Regions from separate parts of the Homo sapiens genome. Here region 2 is linked to region 1. A link is a contact called in ENCODE Hi-C or POLR2A ChIA-PET data. All regions are on one chromosome and are shown on one strand. Each heading gives the region's core, a stretch centred on a gene start or an enhancer-like site at or near the end of the contact. The rest is flanking DNA. Distances are from core to core; before and after follow the strand shown.

The links. Hi-C counts contacts between places; a loop is a spot of excess contacts on that map. ChIA-PET counts read pairs that join two places held with the same protein, here RNA polymerase II (POLR2A). Pooled maps may share reads with other maps.
Region 2: a loop to region 1 is called in a pooled map, with 5 times the contacts of the local background. The contact joins the enhancer-like site here to the promoter of ZNF226 in region 1. A Hi-C loop is called at or near these places in 2 of 50 pooled maps. POLR2A ChIA-PET finds 5 or more read pairs at or near these places in 2 of 52 experiments (H1 and activated B cell).

What each region holds. Positions count from the first base shown.
Region 1 is chr19:44,162,803-44,169,192 of GRCh38, forward strand. ZNF226 (zinc finger protein 226) reads left to right here and starts at 2,298. Exons shown (of 6, transcript NM_001032373.2): 1 at 2,298-2,340; 2 at 2,955-3,005. RefSeq lists enhancers at 1,990-2,139, 2,200-2,319.
Region 2 is chr19:43,696,556-43,702,945 of GRCh38, forward strand. It overlaps the pseudogene LOC105372412. Among named protein-coding and RNA genes, the nearest start is that of IRGC, 16 kb to the right of the region's middle. RefSeq lists enhancers at 3,889-4,389, 4,748-4,797, 4,808-4,857, 4,948-5,007. Within about 2 kb of position 4,121, at least 35 of the 41 ENCODE cell types and tissues checked have a DNase peak (open chromatin) inside an H3K27ac peak, as active enhancers do.

The DNA.
Region 1 (6,390 bases), core at 1,048-3,547:
GAAGGAATTCAGCATAAATCACATTATACAAATAGCCGGGGCATGGTGAGCCACTCTCATCAGAGAATTGTGGAAATCCTCCTGAAATTCAAGTTCCCAGATACCAGTCAAGGGCTAACCTTATATCTTGCGCTGCTATAACAGAATACCACAGATTAGGTAATTTATAAACAATATAAATTTATCTGTCATAGTGCTTGAGGCTGGGAAGTCCAAGGTCAAGATGCTGGCAGGTTTAACATCTGGTGAGGGCTGCTGCTGTCTGCTTCCAATATGGCATCCAGTTGCTGCATCCTCTGGAGGAGACAGATGCTATGTCCTCATATGGTGGAAGTGATGAAAAAGCAAGAAGGGATTAAGTTTTAACAAGGGAACACCATCAAACTATAGCATGTTGCAAGCAGGCCTTTTAAGTACAACAGTCTCAGGCCTATGTTAACTCTTTTCTGAACAAAGGGCTTCAGAAATCCAGTACCTATATTCTTTTCTTTCTTTTTCTTTCTTTGTATCACCAGATACCACATTAGGTCATCTTCCTTCAAGGTAATTTGTAACCAAAACCAGTAGACTAAACCAAATAATTTCTTGCCCCTCTGCCCCATAACTGATAAGACTGTAGGTACAGTCTACATCTACCCTCCTCATGACCAGAGTTTTCAGGTTAGTCACAAGACAGCTGTAGAAGCTGGGAGCTATCTGGCTTTGTTTTTGGTTGGTTGTTGTTTGTTCACAGTCAAGAGGAGAGAACTGTTTCATTTGTAATATTGTATAGTTCATGTCTCCCAAAATGCATGGCTACTCTAACTCCCATTCACACACAAGATTAATTCCTTAGCTCTTACCTAGTATGCCCAGCCCTTGTGGGATCATTCAGTTTTTTCATCTGTGGGCCTAACTTGCCTGTTCATCTTTGGCCGTTGGGATTTCCCTGTCTTAGCTTTGAGTTTAGCTACATTTTAACGCTTTAGGGGATATTGTCACATAACATTTTTCTATCTTTGAAAAGATCCACAATATTATGTAATGATTACCACTATCTAATCCTAGAACTCTTTCATCTGCTCCCAAAAGAAATCCCCTACATGAGCTGGGTGTGGTGGTGCATGCCTGTAGTCTCAACTACCCAGGGGGCTGAGGCGGGAGGATCACTTGAGCCCAAGAATTTAAGGCTGCAGTGTGCTATGATCATGCCTGTGAATAGCCACTGTACTCCATTCTGGGAAACATAACAAGACGCTGTCTCTAAAAAAGTAAGAAAAAAAAAACCCTACATATTGACAGTCACTCCCCATTCCCAACTACATCTCCCCAGCCTTGGAGACAACTAATTTACTTTCTGTCTCTATGGACTTGCCTATTCTGCACATTTGATATAAATGGAATCATACCATATATGGTATCTTGTGTCTGGCTTCTTTCATTGGACATAATGTCTTCAGAGTTCATCTATGTTATAACATGAATCAATATTTTGTTCATTCACATTACTAAATAATATTGCATTATATGGCTAGACCACATTTTGTTTATCCACTCATCAGCTGATGGACATTGGGTCTTCTCCACTTTTTGACTATTATGACTAATGCTGCTATGAACTTTTTTAGAACAAGTTTTTGTGTGGATATCTTTCAGTTCTCCTGGGTATTTACTTAGGAGTGAAATTGCTGGCACATAAGCCCCAGATCGGGTGCCAGCAGATTCAGTGTCTGGTGAGGTCCCGCTTTCTAAGTCATACATGGTCCTTCTGGCTGTGTCCTCACATAACTAAAGAGGCAAAGGAGCTCCCTCAGGCCACTTATAAGAGAGCATTAATCCTATTCATGAGGGCATTGCCCTCTTGATCTGATCACGTCCCATAGGTTCCACCTCCTAATATCTTCTTGGGAGTTAGGATTTAAACATACGAATTTGGTGGGGGCCATAAACACTCAGACCATAATAATACCTAAAGAGAAGTGAGGGATTCTGGGAAATGAAAACCAGGAGCTCAAGGTAGTTGGACACTTCCACATCAGAAGGCTTGGACATTCCGGAAGTGTAGTCCAGGAGGGCGGTACTGTTCTGTTTTTCCCCCAACTCCAGCATTCTGTGATATGTAGTCCGGAGTTCCGTGTAGTCGCGCATAGCTCAGCTGCAGTAAGGCTGTAAATGTTTCCCCTGCGGAATCCTGGGAACTGTAGGTCCAATCGTTCTAGGTAGTTGTAGGCACTTCCGGCTCGAGGAAGGCAGTGCTGTGGAATTCTGGGAAGCGTAGTCCAGGTCCTCCTGATACTCGCAGGCACTTCCGCCCAGGAAGACGACGTAGCAGCCATCTTTTCCCTGGCTTTGGTGATTCAGGTCAGCTTCTCAGGAACCTTTCAAACTTCCCCGAAATGCACTTGTGGTCAGCAGCTAGCGGTCTTTTGTTTGGGGAAAAAAAGGAGTAGCGGCTAAGAGCGGAGGTTTGAGGGGCCAGGATGCTGTTTTGCGTTTCCCTGGGCGGAGCTTGTTAGAATTGGGGGCGTACTGGCTTCGGGCGGCTGGGGTGATGCTTCGTCGGGTTTGAAGGTCTCTCGGGCTGTTCGCTCCCTCATTGTGACTCCCCCACCTAATGAGCCAGCCCTACCACTTCATACAGTATCACATTGAGCGAGTTAGTTAATCCCCGTGCCTTCGTTTGCTGTTCTGAAGGAAAATAAAAGCAAAAACTTCCTAATAGAATGTTTTGAGAGAAAACGAGGTAATACAAAAAGTGTAAAACTGCCTGGCACGTGAATTACCAATACTACTGTAATTTTCCTAGAAACTCCCGTTCTGTGGCGAAATTCTGTGAGTCCATGAAGCTGGATTGTCCCTGACCTCTTTTGAGGAAGGAGAGGGTTGCTTCTAACTGGTCCTGGGAGATGCCACTGTGATGTATCCGGGATGAAGACACAATCCTGGTTACTTCATAGCCTGTTTTTCTTCCCCAGCCCTGACTTCTCAAAAAGCACTGCACAGAGGAGGAGGCAGCAGAACCCCATGTGAGTAAGACTTGTTGTTATTCTTGTTTTATTCACATAAATCAGAGAATGTGTGGGGTCATGTATTTGGGCATGAGAAGTGATTATAATTTAGCGTTAGTTGCTAAGTTCCATTCTAAGGGGTTTATACAAATGAACACCTTTCCACTATACAGTGGCTCTGTGAAGTGATACTCTTTTTCCGAGGAGACTGAGACATAAGAACATAACTTGTTTGCTCATAGCCACCTAGCTAGTAGGAGGCAGAGCTAGCATTGAAACCGAGGCAGTCTGAGTCTAGACCTGAGTCTTCTTTGGTATGTTCTGCATGAGCCATAGGCAGCTGGCTAGTATCATGTGAAAATAGGTTGGGACTTCACTGTGGGGACTTTGCTCAAGGTCTGGGCTATTCTATGACTTTTAAAAAATAGTGGCTGGGCACAGTGGCTGACGCCTGTAATCCCAGCACTTTGGGAGTCTGAGGCGGGCAGATCACTTGAGGCCAGGAGTTTGAGACCAGTCTGGCCAACATGGCGAAACCCCATCTCTACTAAAAATACAAAAATTAGCCAGGCGTGGTGGCCAACACCTGTAATCCCAGGAGTTTGGGAAGCTGGGGCAGGAGAATCGCTTGAACCCAGGAGGCGAGGCTGCAGTAAGCTGAGATCACACCGGTGCACTCCAGCCTCGGCAACTGAGCAAGACTCTGTCTCAAAAAAAGAAAAGAGTTTTTAAAAATAGTTTTCTCAATTATTAGTTTTATTTGTTTCAAATAATATAGAGGTAACACATAATCATGGAAAACACAGAAATACATTTAAAAAATGTAAATTCCCCATGACCTTAGGGTATAAAGATAACAACTATAGTTTAGTGCCTTTCTGTCAAGTTTTTCTTGTATATATTTCTGTTTATTAGGGGCTGTTTTGGGAGAGGGACTGAGTACAGTGCAACACTACTCAAACTGTGGTTCACAAAGCAGCAACATTGGCATCACCCAGGTAGAAAGGCTCATTCTTGAGCCCTACCGAAGGCCTTCTGATTTAGCATTTTTGCAGATAGGACCCAGAAATCTGCATTTCAACAAGATCCCAAGGTGAGCGAGATGCATGTTAAAGTTTGAGAAGCTCAGGAAAAGGTCTTATCTGGAAACTCAGGACTAGAAAACTGACCCTGCCAGATGTCACAGATAAAACTGAGCTGGCCATACTAGAACCCTACTCAGTCCAGTGATTTTTCTTTCCCACTAAATATTAACTGTCAAGTTTCTTTGCAAAAACCATGACATGAGTAGAAGGCAGCTGTCAAGTCTAGAGTCAAAATGGAGAAACTCAGAGTCCTGAAGATCTATTTCTCCCAGGCTTTGGGGAGTAGATTCCTTCCCATCTTTTGTACTGGAGGCCTTCTGCCTGAAGTGGGAAGATCAGCTACCTATTTATTGTTAATTAACGTTAGATATTATTGCCATAGTTGTCATCATCTCGTCATCGTTATTATTCTGATTAATGACTTTCCTAATTTCTTTAACTTTTTTTTTTTTTTTTTTTTTGAGGCAGAGTTTCACTTTTGTTGCCCAGGCTGGAGTGCAATGGCGTGATCTCGGCTCACTGCAACCTCCGCCTCCCAGGTTCAAAAGATTCTCCTGCCTCAACCTCCCAAACATCTGAGATTACAGGCACCCGCCACCACACCGGCTAATTTTTTTGTATTTTTAGTAGCGATGGGGTTCCACCATGTTTGCCAGGCTGGTCTCGAACTCCTGACCTCAGGTGATCCACCCACCTCGGCCTCCCAAAGTGTTGGGATTATGGGCATGAGCCACCGTGCCCAGCCAACTTTTTTTAAAAATATAATTTCAAACTTGTAGAAAAGCTGCAAAAATGATAACGTAAGGAAATCTCATATACTCTACACCCAGATTCACCAGTTGTTACGTTTGTTTGTTATGTTATGTTTTCCCTGTGTGCTCTGTTGATGACCATCAGCCATCACCAGGAACATACCTGTAACCAACAACAATTGTTTGTTTTAGCTTGCTGCATCCAAGGAGCCCACACATGCATGGGGTGTCTTGGTAAGAGGCAATTAGGAGGACCCTGGTTATAGGGTTTTGGTTTATGTTAGATGAGTTGGGGAGAGTTTTAGGCAATGGGTTTGTTCTGGATTGGATGCTGTGAAGAAGCAGTAGTAATTTGATCAGACTATTGTAATTTTTATGTTGGAGGTGGGGAAATAACAAGACTGGAGTTGTCACTGATAACAAAGTGGTCATGTTAGATGGAAGAGGCAATTATTTGGCTATTTTTATCAATGTAGGATGTATTTCTCTCTGTGTTACAAGCTGTTTTGTTTTTTTCTTTTTCACCATGATCACTGAGTAGACCTGTCTCATTCTTGTTGATAAATTGGAAACACCAGGTTCTGGTTGTTGCTGCTGTTGTCAAAGTAGTTTTTTGTTTTGTTTTTTTTTTTGTCTTTTTGCTTTCACAACTTTGTCATACTTATATTTTGTTTTTGTCTTTTTGCTGAAGTATTTGAGAGCAAGCTAGAGATAGTGATGAAAATGAAATTAGTTACATTGATAACTTACTGTTATCTAACCCACAGTTTGTATTTAAACTTACTCCATTTTCCCATTAAAGACTTTGAAAGTAATTTCTTCCCCCAGATGAGTTTCCAGTCTAATTGTATGCATTGCACTTAGTTTTGGTTTCATTAGTCACCTTTAGTCTAGAATGATTCCTCAGACTTTATTTCTTTTTTGCTCTCGATATCTTTCTAGAGTATTGAGAAATTATTTGTAAAATGTTCTTATTTTTTTGTTTCCTTAATATTTATTCATGATTAAATTCAAGCTATGCATTGTCAGCAGAGATGCCATAAAAGTAGGGAGGCATCCTTCTCAGTGCATCATAGGAGTCAAATGTTGGTTTGTGGGTTTGTCCCACTAGTGGTCTCAACTTTGTTTTTTTGGATAAAATGTCTGCCAGGTTACCTTTTTCCTTTTGCACTTAATACTTTGAGACTATGTAGCCATCTTATTCCTCACCAAACTCACCAGTTTTTAGCAGCTATTGATGATGTTCTAGTTATCTTTCATTCTACCTTTATTAGTTTATGTGTTCTACTATAGGAGCTTTCTTTTGTCACCCATTTATTTATTACACATTCTTTTGTTTATAACAATATAGACTCAGGTTCCTCCCTTTTCCTTTTTTTTTTTTTTTTTTTTTTTTTTTTGAGACAGAGTCTCACTCAGTCGCCGAGGCTGGAGTGCAGTGGGGCAATCTCAGCTGACTGCAACCTCCGCCTCCTGGGTTCAAACAATTCTTGTGCCTCAGCTTCCCAAGTAGCTGGGATTACAGGTGCCTGCCACCATGTCCAGCTAATTTTTGTCTTTTAGTAA
Region 2 (6,390 bases), core at 2,871-5,370, 460 kb before region 1:
GTTGTGGCCATCTTGGTATCTACTACAACACTCTGGGCAGGCAGCCCCACTTAAGGCTCCTGTCACTCTCTCCCCATAGAAGGAAAAGTGGACTCTTCTGTAAACGGGAAGAGGAGTTGAACTTGAAACCGGCTCTTTGCTATCTTTTTACAGCATAAAGAGACATAGTAAAGATAGTGTTCCAGGCTCCAGTTCTGGACATTTCTGGGATCTTAGAGAAGTTTCTTACTAAGTCCATGAGGTGCTCATAGACAGGGTGGGGAGACCTCACAGATACAGAGCCACCCTATTAATTGAAACCCTAAGGAGAGAAGGCAGGGGATCATGGAAGGCTTTCTGAACTATGTGATTTTTAACTGTTGTTGTTGTTTTGAGACAAGGTCTCACTCTGTCACCCAGGGTGGAGTGCAGTGGCACAACCTTGGATCACTGCAGCCTTGACCTCCTGGGCTCAAGCGACCCTCCCAAGTAGGTGGGACTGCATCACTATGCCTGGCTAATTTTATTTTATTTTTTGTAGAGGCGGGGGGTCCCACTATATTGGCCAGGCTGGTCTTGAACTCCTGGGCTCAAGTGATCCTCCTGTCCCAAAGTGCTGGGATTACAGGCATGAACAATTGCCCCAAGCCTGAACTTAATGTGTCTTAATGAACAATGACCAGCTTTGGATGTATTATGGGGAGATCTCAGGCAGAGTGAATGCCATCAGGGAAATACTCAGAGAGATTTGGGGAGTTCGGTTGGGTGGTGGGTTGTGATTGCCTTTCCTCACTAGCCTGGCCTCCATCTCTCTCCAGGCTTTGGCGAAGGTAACCCTGTCTCCTGGAGAAACGGTTTCTGCGTGACCTCCAAGGACTGCAAATTTGGCAACTCCATCTATGCCCTGACCTATGGTGTTGGCTTTGGCTTCTGCGTCAACACCACCTGTTGCCAAGGCAACTACCAGGAGCCCACCCCTCTCGGTATGCTGTCACCAGAAAGCAGTCAGATGGGTGGCCAAGGAGGTGGTGGGTGACTCTGGAGGCAGAGTTGAGGAAGGAATGCAGGAAGGAACATCACTCAACCCCAACCAGGCTGCCCTCAGGCACCCTGATCCCAGCTTGGGAGGAAATCCCACCAAGGTCATGACAATATTAAGTTCGTGACAATGTGGTAGAGCCTAGGAGTGCACTCGGGGCCCCGGGAGGTCCTGAGATTCCTTCTGACTGACCTTCATCCTCTTCTACACAGCAGCTCATCTGGCCTCACACACCCTGAGTGAGATATTGTGTCCTACATGTCCTGGGAGCTACTTGGAGCCCTGCAATTCCTCCTTCTACATGCAGTGTCCCAGTGGGGAATCTGAGTGTGTCCAGCTGGACCTAACGTCTGAAGAAGGTAATGGGGACAGCACATGTGTGTGTGTGTGTGTGTGTGTGAAGAAGGTAATGGGGACAGCATGTGTGTGTGTGTGCACATGTGTGTGTGCACGAGTGAGCCTTAGCACGTTAGATTTGGATACTGGTGTGCTTGAGTTTGGAGTCTCCCCTCCACCCTTTACTCTGTGTAGCTCAAGGCAAGTGACTTTATCTCTTTGAGCCTCTGTTTTCTCTTCTGGTAATTGGGGATGGTAGACACACACCTTGAAGGGCGTTGTGAGGACAAAGTGAACTCATGAGGGAGGTGACAGAGTAAAGGGCATAAGAACAGGACTCTAGGGCCAGGCTGCCTGGGTTCAAATGCTGAATCCACCACCTGAGCTGGGTGACCTTGACCAGGTGACTTTGCCTCTCTGTGCCTCAATTTCTCCATCTGTAAAAGGGGATAACTTGGTATGCAACAAGTTCTTTAAAAAACAGGGGAGGGCCGGACGTGGTGGCTCACACCTGTAATCCCAGCACTTTGGGAGGCCAAGGCGGGCGGATCACGAGGTCAGGAGATCGAGACCATCCTGGCTAACATGGTGAAACCCCATCTCTACTAAAAATACAAAAAATTGGCCGGGCGTGGTGGCAGGTGCCTGTAGCCCCAGCTACTCAGGAGGCTGAGGAAGGAGAATGGCGTGAACCCGGGAGGCGGAGCTTGCAGTGAGCCGAGATGGCGCCACTGCACTCCAGCCTGGGCGACAAAGCGAGATCCCGTCTCAGAAAAAAAAAATAAATAAAATTAAAAAACTGAAAAAAATAAAAGATCTTTGGACTCAAACAGACCTGGGTTTGTGGTGTGGATTCACAATTTATCTGCAGTGTAGTCTTGGACAAGTTTCATAACCTCGTCTCAAAAAAAAAAAAAGAAAAAACAACAACAAAACGGGAATAACAACAGTCGCTAAGTCCTAAGACTGTTGTGAGAATTGAATAAGATAATCCACTAAACTATATCAGTGCTTTCTGAAAGAAATGTAATGTAAGACACGTGTGTAATTTAAAATTTTCTGGGCCAGGTGTGGTAGCTCACACCTGTAATCCCAGCTCTCTAGGAGGCCAGGATCGCTTGAGCCTGGAAGTTTGAGACCAGCCTGGGCAACAGAGGCAGACCCTATCTCTACAAAAAATTTTCAAAATAATTAGCTGGGCCTGGTGCTACGGCCTGCAGTCGCAGCTACTCAGGAGGCTGGGGTGGGAGGATCACCAGAGCCCAGGAGGTCGAGGCTGCAGTGAGCTGTGATTGTGCCACTGCACTCCAGCCTGGGTGACAGAGCGAGACTCTGTCTCATTTTTTTAAAAAAAGTTTTTAAAAAAGGAAACAAACATTGCACACGAGTGAAAACACACCTGTAACATACGTGTAAGGTAGAAAGAGTGACAACGAGAGAGAGACAGCCGTGACCAGCTCCCAGCTCAAAGAAAAGAACATTCCTGATGAGCTTTCACGAAGGACATGGACTCGAGGGGCTCGCGGGCCCTGTGCGTGTGCAAGGCGCGCGCGTGTGCGCTTGGGTGCGCGCGGGGGTGGCCTTCTGCCTGCGCGCGCCCCCACGTCCCCTCCTTGCACCCTGTCTCCGTCTCGGCAGGCGGCCGGAACGTGAACGTACGCGGCTGCGGCTCCCGAGACCTGTGCAGCGCCCTGGACTGGACCCACGGGCTCTCTGTGCTCCCAAGACACTGGCTGTCGAGCCACTGCAGCCCCCACCGCCGCGCCGTCCTAGAGTCCCACTGCCGCTCGGGCGCCGCGCCCGGCCTCCGCCTCTCCCTCCCGGTTCTGGTGGTAGTCCTGGCAACCGCGACGCTGTGCTAAGGAATCCCGCCTGGACCACCCCGCCGCCCGGGAGGCCCCCTCCACCTGCTTGTTCGGCACGTCGCTAGATGGTGCCCTGGCTCCCCTCTGCTGGGGCAATGCGGAGACCTGGAAGCCTCTGGTGAGAAACTCAGGAAGCAGGGATGAGCTTCCTCCCTCAGACTAGCGTTTCCCAAAGCCAGACCTTCTGCTCCAGACTCAGGGCTTACTCAAGGCTAAGTCCTCTTTCCTCACACCAGGGTCCCAAAGGCCATGCCTCCATCAGCCTAGGGTGTGTCTTCCCCGCTCAGACTAAGGCCACTCACCTGCTGCTGAGATCAGGCGTCTGCTCAACTAAGTTGGGGCGGGGCGCTATACCTCCCCCCTCAGATTAGCACCTTCCCCAAGGCCAAACCTCCTCCCTCAGAAGAGGGCTGTTCTTCTTCCTCAAGTTACTAAGCCTCCTTCTTCAAACGAGGGGATACCCAATATCCGGCTGCTCCCAGACACCAGGGATGTGTCTCTTCTCCCACACATTGACAAGCAACTTCTCTTTTGTTCTCCCTGTTTGGGGTCTAGCAAAATCCTGGGCAGCCAAGGCGGGGCTTGAGGATCCGATACACCCTCTTCCAAGGTTTTCAGAGCAGCCTCCTCCACCCCCACCATGGGCCAAGACGGGGCAGGGGGCATGGGTGGGGTGAGGAGCCCCTCTTCTGTGTGGGCCCAATCTCCCAGCTGTAACCAGATCTGAATGAATCACATCTCACAATGCCAAGTGGTTTGAGTTTCCTTTTTCTGAAGTTTTAGCCTCAAAGAGGGCCCTGATGTGGTCCTCTCTCCTCTGAGGCCAGGGGAGGTTAAGTTACTTCAACTGGTGAACCTGGAGGGGACAAACCGACAACAGTGTCTGGCCAGGGTGGGCATAAGACCAAATGCTGCATCTGGAACTGAACTCAGAGGATTGAGCGGAGAAGTGAAACTGGGTTGCTCACCACAGGCAGAATGCCAGGAACCATTTGCTTTCTGCTGAAAGTGGCTGAGCGCAGTGGTTCACGCCTGTAATCCCAGTGCCTGGGGGCTATGACAGTGGGAGGGAGGGCTACCTAAGAAATCACTCCAGGCCATGCACCAGACAGATTAGGCGGCGTGGCTCTAGGGGGCTTGAAAGAGACCGCCCCCGCCAGGCGCAGTGGCTCCCGCCTGTAATCCCAGCACTTTGGGAGGCCGAGGCCGGCAGATTACTTGAGGTCAGGAGTTTGAGACCAGCCTGGCCAATAGGACGAAACCCGTCTCTACTAAAAATACAAAAACTTAGCCGGGCATGGTGGCGAGTGCCTGTGTTCCCAGTCACTCAGGAAGCTGAGGCAGGAGAATCACTTGAACCTGGGAGGCGGAGGTTGCAGTGAGCTGAGATTGCGTCACTGCACTCCAGCCTGGGCAACAAAGCGAGACTCCGTCTCAAAAACAAAAACTGAAAGTAACAGAAAGCCCAACCGAAAGAATAGAAACAATTCATTTAACATTCATCTAACAAATCTTTATCAGTCACAAGCTATGTATTCTTTTGTAAATGAGACACTGGCGATACAGACAAAATTCTGTGCTCTTATGGAAGTGGTATTTTAGTGGAGGAGACACATAATAAATAAATATCACATATCGTACATCACATATCAGTGAGTACTAGGAAGGAAACAGTGCGGGGAAGGAGAATGGGGAACGCTGCCAAAGAGATATGATCTTATACATGGTGAGTAAGAGCCTCAGTAAGGTGACGTAAGTAAAGACCTAATTGAGGAAGTAAAGACCTACGTGGGGCAAGGGAGAAGGCCATGCAGTTGTCTGAGGTGGGGGAGGAGGACATTCCAGGCAGAGGGAACTGGAAAGGCAAAGGCTCCAAGGCAGATGCAGTAAGAAACAGTTAATGTGGGTCAGACGCAGTGGTTCATGCCTGTAATCACAGTGTGATTTTGGGAGGCTGAGGTAGGAGGATTGCTTGAGGCCAGGAGTTCAAGACCAGCCTGGGCAATATAGCAAGATCCCATCTCTACAAAACATTGAAAAGTTAGCCTAGCATGGTGGTGGACTACAGGTATAGCTGTAGTCCCAGCTGGTCAGGAGATCAAGACCATCCTGGCTAACATGGTGAAACCCCGTCTCTACTAAAAATACAAAAAAAAAAAAATATTAGCCAGGCGTGGTGGTGGGCACCTGTAGTCCCAGCTACTCGGGAGGCTGAGGCAGGAGAATGGCGTGAACCTGGGAGGTGGAGCTTGCAGTGAGCCAAGATCGCGCCACTGCACTCCAGCCTGGGCGACAAAGTGAGACTCCGTCTCAGGAAAAAAAAAAAAATTAAAATAAAAAAATTGAAAAAAAATAAAAGATCTTTAGACTCAAACAGACCTGGGTTTGTGGTGTGGATTCACAATTTATCTGCAGTGTAGTCTTGGACAAGTTTCATAACATCTCTGAGCCTTGTGTTCCCATATTGTAAGGTGTTATTGTAAGGTACATTAAGCACAAGGCTTGGCCCACCCTAAGCTTTCAACCAATTGAAATAGTCATGTCTTCAGGTTGTTAATCATGAGGACTGTGCTATTATTTATCCACATTGTATAGAGGAAGAAACTGAGGCTGAAGGAGGCTAAGAGACTGCTAGTATGAAGAACATTGGGACTGAACACACATCTGTCTGACTCTAGAAGATAAAATTTCCCCCCCTTAAACATTAAGAAAATGTCCAAATATACACAAAAGTAGAGAAAATAGTATAATATCTATGACAGACTGATACCCCAATCTATGATGGGACCAAAATGTGACTGAGCCCAGAGCCCATAGCAGGCGCCCAGGAGATGTTTGCAGCTGGAAGCAGTCATTAAATGACCCTTCAGTATCAATCTCTCAGTGTCCAAAATTATGCACATTTTGCCAAATTATCTCTCTCTTCCTTCCCCCTTCCCTGCCTCCTCCTTTCCTACACCTTCCCCTCTTCCTCCCTCCTCACCTCTCTCTTTTGCTTTTTTTTTTTTGAGATGGAGTCTCTTGCTCTGTTGCCCATGCTGGAGTGCGGTGGCGTGATCTCGGCTCCCTGCAACCTCCGCCACCCAGGTTCCAGCGATTCTCCTGCCTCAGCCTCCAGAGTAGCTGGGATTACAGGCACGCATTACCGTGCCCAGCTGATTTTTGTATTTT